Linked DNA regions of Homo sapiens: region 2 is linked to region 1. The links are chromatin contacts, found by Hi-C or POLR2A ChIA-PET in ENCODE. All regions are on one chromosome and are shown on one strand. The core of a region is the stretch at or near the end of the contact, and the rest is flanking DNA. Distances in the headings are between cores, read along the strand shown.

The links. Hi-C counts contacts between places; a loop is a spot of excess contacts on that map. ChIA-PET counts read pairs that join two places held with the same protein, here RNA polymerase II (POLR2A). Pooled maps may share reads with other maps.
Region 2: a map of PC-9 shows a loop between it and region 1 (4-fold over the local background). The contact joins two enhancer-like sites. A Hi-C loop is called at or near these places in 2 of 168 maps with a recorded cell type or tissue (PC-9 and mammary epithelial cell) and 5 of 50 pooled maps. POLR2A ChIA-PET finds 5 or more read pairs at or near these places in 1 of 52 experiments (MCF 10A).

The regions. Positions count from the first base shown.
Region 1 is chr2:18,989,777-18,992,593 of GRCh38, forward strand. The region is part of intron 3 of LINC01376 (long intergenic non-protein coding RNA 1376); the gene reads right to left. The region is part of intron 5 of LOC105373456 (a long non-coding RNA gene); the gene reads left to right. Among named protein-coding and RNA genes, the nearest start is that of LINC01376, 36 kb to the right of the region's middle. Within about 2 kb of position 1,480, at least 13 of the 41 ENCODE cell types and tissues checked have a DNase peak (open chromatin) inside an H3K27ac peak, as active enhancers do.
Region 2 is chr2:19,119,953-19,122,942 of GRCh38, forward strand. No RefSeq gene overlaps it. Among named protein-coding and RNA genes, the nearest start is that of LINC01376, 94 kb to the left of the region's middle. Within about 2 kb of position 1,524, at least 5 of the 41 ENCODE cell types and tissues checked have a DNase peak (open chromatin) inside an H3K27ac peak, as active enhancers do.

The DNA of each region.
Region 1 (2,817 bases), core at 230-2,729:
TGTGTGTGCGTGTGTGTGCAGGTGTGTACTGGTTTATTCTCCCTCAAATTTTTATCTCCAAAGCACTTGGAATTAAAATACATTATCTGTATTATTTTAAACCCATGAGAAACAATGTTCTTATTTCAGCTTCATTTCTTAATTATGGATAAAATATTCTGTAAAGTTAGCCAGTGTCCACTCCTTCATTCAATAAGCTAAAACGATTGTTAAAATAAAAACAGAAAATTTGACTTCTCCAACTGTAAGTATTTGATTACCCAAAGGCTTGGGATCAAAATATCAAAATCACAAGTAAAATCTCACATTAAACTTGGTTAAAAAATTATTTTCCTACAGTATTTTGCATAAGAGCATAGAAAAAGAATAAAACAACAGCAGCAACAGCAATGAAACTTCTCATCTCCAATGCAACCATTCTAATCACTAATATCTTTGTATCCACAAATGGACTCATCACTTGGGTGACTTCTCAAATAAATCTTAAATTGTTTTTGGCTCAGTAAATCCTCATATGAAGACATTCTGGGGGTGACTAGGCACCAAATAGCCTTCCATAAAATGTGTTATGGGCCAATATTCACTCAGTGACCTGGCTTCTCTTCTATGTGCTCATATGACATGAGCAAATGCACAGGCAGAGTTTCAAGAAAAAACATCGAGAAGTTAGTTTTCCCTTCGCATTCATTCAAATGATGCCTGGGCTAACCATGTTTGATGAAGACAGGGTGGATTTATCCAGTTCTTCAGGCAAGGGCTATGTGTATTCTATCTCTCTAAAAGTCTCATTTTGGAGAATCCTCAATTCATCAATAACTCCTGCAGCTATTACCAAAACCTTCCCCCTCCTTTTTTTAAACCTGAAAAGAAAGTGAAGCCCAACTGGTGGGGGTTATCAGGTTATCTGGAAGACGAAACTATGGAGATTTGTATTCTTATGCATTTTTTGTCTCACAACAATGGAAATCCTTGAACTTCCAGAGATATTATGTTCTAACATCTTAATCCTCTTAAAAACTAATTTGCATTATCTAACACTTACTTGAAATGTTGGGAGCAGAACTTTGGAAAGGGTTTTAGGTCTGGATCTTCCATTTTAACTTTATTGTGTTTTTAAGACCCATTTTTGAGTTTTCTTACACACACATACTGCTCCCACATTTTTCTACATATATATTTGAATATAGGCAATTAGCCATATAAACTCAGGAAAATAAAGCAGTTATCGATATTAGTATATTCATGAATTATCCCTTCATTCACAGAATCCTAAAATCTTAAAATTAAAATTGACCTTAAAGGAAGCTACCTTAAACCACTCTTACAAACTACTGTACTATTACAAGTATTGAATGCCTGGGATCAGAAATGGGAAGAATGCTTCCTTTTTCATGTTTTGCTCCTTTTATTTTTTTTCCAAATGTCCAAGTAGCCAAGTCTCTGGTATGTATCAGAGGAACAGTCAATTTTCAGAGTGAAGTCAAGTGAAAAGTATGCAGATGGCAGTGTAAATGTTAGGAAAGTTTGGGGAGAAATATGCCAACTATGTGCTGTTTTGTTACAGTAACTATAGAATCGTCTCTCCAATGCCACGGACAAGACCCTTGCCAAATGGAATACCCTATTTATAACCCTATCGGGAAGAGGAAATCGTGCCAGGAACAAGATAAAACTATTATCTGTATTAAGAAAAATACTTAGAAGCATGTTTGTATTTGAAAATAAATGTTAGTGGTTAAGAAAAAAAATAATGGTAGTTGTAGATCTGGGTGTTGAAACCTGTTGCAAGACTATTAATTAGTCATCATCTTATCTTCACTGCCATGTCTCTGCCAACTTACCTGTTTGAAGTCACAAATGGAGCTCATAAATGGGTTCTTTGGGAGATATGTAGAAAATAAACAATTTCCCCCACTGGGCAGATAGTTAAGAAATCTCCCCGGGCTCATATGTTTTCCTCCTGTTGGCACTGTTGACTCAGTGCCCATGTGGGATGTACTCCCAAACTGTCCTGCTGCTGGCAATGTTTTCAGTGCCAAGTATTTAGCCTGCAGTCCCAGAGGCAACAAAAAAATAGCCAAGTCCAAGGGAGTGCCATGAGCATATGGACCCTGGTCACAAGAGTGTCACACTGGGAGGGGCTTGGACATATGCCATGGGCTGCATCAGGACATATGCCATGGGCTGCCACCCCAAATAATTCCCTCTTCCCCAGGACCCAGTGGAACAGCTTGTTGAATAAACAAGAGACTGAAAGAGTGGTTGAACTGGCACCAGGCCAGTGTCCCTTGCCTTACCCACTGAATCAATGAAAACTTGGCATATACTACATTTTCAAGGAGCAGGGAAGCATGAAGGCATAATCTCTTTGTCCCTCCTGTGTTTTGTCACTTTGTCTTTTCTCCACCTACTTATCTGACTTGGTAGAATACAAACACTATATCATTTGGAATAAGACAAAATAAGGGTTGATTCCTGGCTCTTTTGCTAGCTCTGTGCCCCTAAAGGAAAAACAAAAAAAAAAGAATATTTAACTGATATATGCCTCAATTTCTTTTCAGTGAATGGTACCTACCTTGCTGGTTTGTGGGAAGGTTTAAAAAGGTGATATGTAAAGTGCTTTGCACTGTTTCTAGCACATGGTAGGCAATAAATGTGAACTTGTGTATGGCCAGATGCACACATTAAACTCTGGATAGTCCAGTTAATTACTCCATAATATTATTAGTTAATAATCAAATTTATTGATTGAGTTATATTGTAATATAGAATATTGTCCTCTAAGGATATAGTTATTAAAATAAATAAATATGTCCT
Region 2 (2,990 bases), core at 274-2,773, 130 kb after region 1:
GCTGGGTTTCCCCAAAAGCTGAAGCATACATTTAATTGGGATATTGGAGGAGCTGGATTAGATGCCCAGCTGTCCACTGTAGAAACACAAACTCTCTGAGACACATCTCCCTAATCTGATATCCAACCAATGACCAAATTCCTAATGACTCTTGCACCAGCCCCACCTTCATCCCCATTGCCATTGCCCACCTGGCAGCTACTGCTGTTCCGAAGAGGCCTGAGGGGCACAGTTACTAAGATTATGTTTGAAAATATTTCATAGGAGTCCAAAATCACAATGCCATCCTAAAACAAATGTTTATTAACCAGCTATTCCATCAGGCTGGTTGAGAAAGAGCGTGTTATACATACATCTCATGATTTATTCTTCAGAGCAAACTTATCTGGAAGAGGGAACAGAAACTCAAAGAAGTTGTCTAAGGTCCAGTACCAGTATTGTCAGAGCAGCGAATTGTCATCCACCAGATATCATTGTATTCTTCTGTTTCAGCTCCTCTCATACAGCGTTTGCCTATGAGTATAGTGTTTGTCTCACTTTATGAGTCCTCTTCACTCGGTGGTGATCATGTGGAGGACAGAATCGTGGAGGACAGAATCATGGCAGATAGTGCTTGAAACCCCTAGAGTAACCCCAAAAGATCTGGGCACAGAGCTTTTGAAAACTTGATTTTAAAAAGAATTTAATATTTGTACTAAATATATACATATTGATCAGTATCTGAATATGTTAATTTCTACATGCACCATTTGCCCAATATTTCATTTCTGATTTAGAAATTTTAGAAAGCACAATATGTGTGCATCTTTAGAAGTATAATTGTAGTCAGCACAATGTAAATTTTTGAAGAGTAAAAACATTTATACTTCAGGAACACAGTATCCCTGGGCAGAGACAAAAGGTACTTACATATATGCCAACTGACAAATGGAAAAATAAGGTCACCAAAGAAACTGTTACAATGGGAATCTTGTGTTTCTGATGTACATGTTCAGTTGGAGACATGAAATTTTCAAGAATCTCCGTCTACAGGAATGATGCCAGCTCTTCTCTCCTGCACATCCTCTCTGTGGATTAATCATCAGGCCCTGGTAACCACAATGTGACCACTATGTGAGGCGCCTTCTTCCCCAAAACAATGAAGTTCTGTCCGATTGTCTTTGGGAGGCATTTACAGCTCGAGGACATTGCTCTGTTTCATTGAAAGTACTCAGCGCTAGCGTCTTGGGACATGGCTGGAAGGGGTGTTGAGCCCGATTGGGTAATAACAGATGTTTCAGTGGGACACTGAGACATTCATACTGCAGGGCACCCAGCAGGGACACATTTTGAAAGGTGAGGAAAAGAAGAGGGAGCTTCACAGAGCATAGTGTGAGCATGCAGACCTATTACTCTGATACAGCCATGAGTGTCACAATCCCAAGTCCCCAGTGGGGTCTTCCCTATATAAAGGCTACATGAGGGAAAGAAGTCCAACTGCTAGATCTTCAACTCTGTTTCAATAACTGAGGAGATAAAATAGTTTCTGTTCATCTGGCTGCATAGGGTTCTGGAATGCAGTAGCTCTGCCCGAGGGGTCACTGCAGAGCACACAGAGGAACATTGTCATTCCCAGAAGAATGTGGCAGCCGCCCTGCACAGTAGGCTTGCCCCCCTCCACCCCCATATCTAAGAGCAGCAACCAAGAGTTCTTAAAATAATAAACAGCTGGCTGTGGGCTCGCTACACAAACTCCACAATTCCGGTACAATTCGACTTGACTGAACAGGTCTTAGACCACAGCACAGGAAACTCCAAGGTCCAAAGGCCTCCCACCCTTGCCCACCATGCCTGGGCACCCTTTAGAATGATTGTCCCAAAGCTTTGTGTCTGGGAGAGTCTCTTCTAGGAAGCAGCCAAGTGCAGAGGAATTCAAAGGCCTCTGTCTTGCTCTCTGTCTTCAGAGTATGGAACTACAAAGGTGGCCGGGGCTCTGAGTCTCTGCAGACCCTCAGAGCTGAAAGCAGAGACAACATCAGGGGAAGATGAGACAGAGCAGGAATCTAGATTCGGCTTATAGCAAAGACCCCTCTCCTGAACTTCTAGAGTGATACTGGGGCAAGCTGACAGTTACAGACTTATCTGCAGTCAGAAAAGCGAAAACAACAGAAGATGGGGAATCAAAGAAGCTGAAATTTGTTTCTGGCTCTGTCATCTGCAGATCATGTCACTCTGGATAGATTATTTAACTTTTCTGTGCCTCAGTTTTTCCATCTATAAAATGGGGATAATAGCAAACTTGTCCTGGGTGCCATGCCCATAGTAGATAACTAATAAATATGAATTATTTAATTAATTAGTGATTGAATGACTAGTACCTACCTCAAAGTTGCTTTGAGGATTAACTGAGGTTAATCTGTGACACTTGTTTCATAAATGGTAAGTCGTGCAGCATTCAGAAAGCACTGCAAAGAAACTGACCTCACTAAGAAGCCCTGAGAAGGGTTTCACAAAATGTGGGGTTTCACAAAATGAGAGCTGCTGAACATTCATTAAATGATATATTAACAGGTATTCAGCAGGGGAAAGTTTCCATGCAACAATATTCAAAACATTGTGAGATAAATTTAGATGGGTTTGGTCCTATATGACTTCTCAGGGTGTGTTGTAAATTTCCAAAAGAAATAAGATGCAGCTTTTTCTAAGCCCACTTGACTGTTGAATCCTTTTCACAAGGTTCTCAAGAAGTGGTGATACATTAGAAGACCCGGCTGGGGAAATGTACTTGTCTGTTCCCGCATTGCTCTAAAGAAATACCTGAGACTGGATAATTTATAAAGAAAAGAGGTTTAATTGGCACATGGTTCTGAAGGCTGTACAGAAAGCATGGCTGGGGAGGCCTTAGGAAACTTACAATCATGGTGGAAGGCGAAGGGAAAGCAGGCACATCTTACATGGCCAGGGCAAGAGTAAGAGAGAGAAGGGGAGAGGGGTCACACACTTTTAAACAA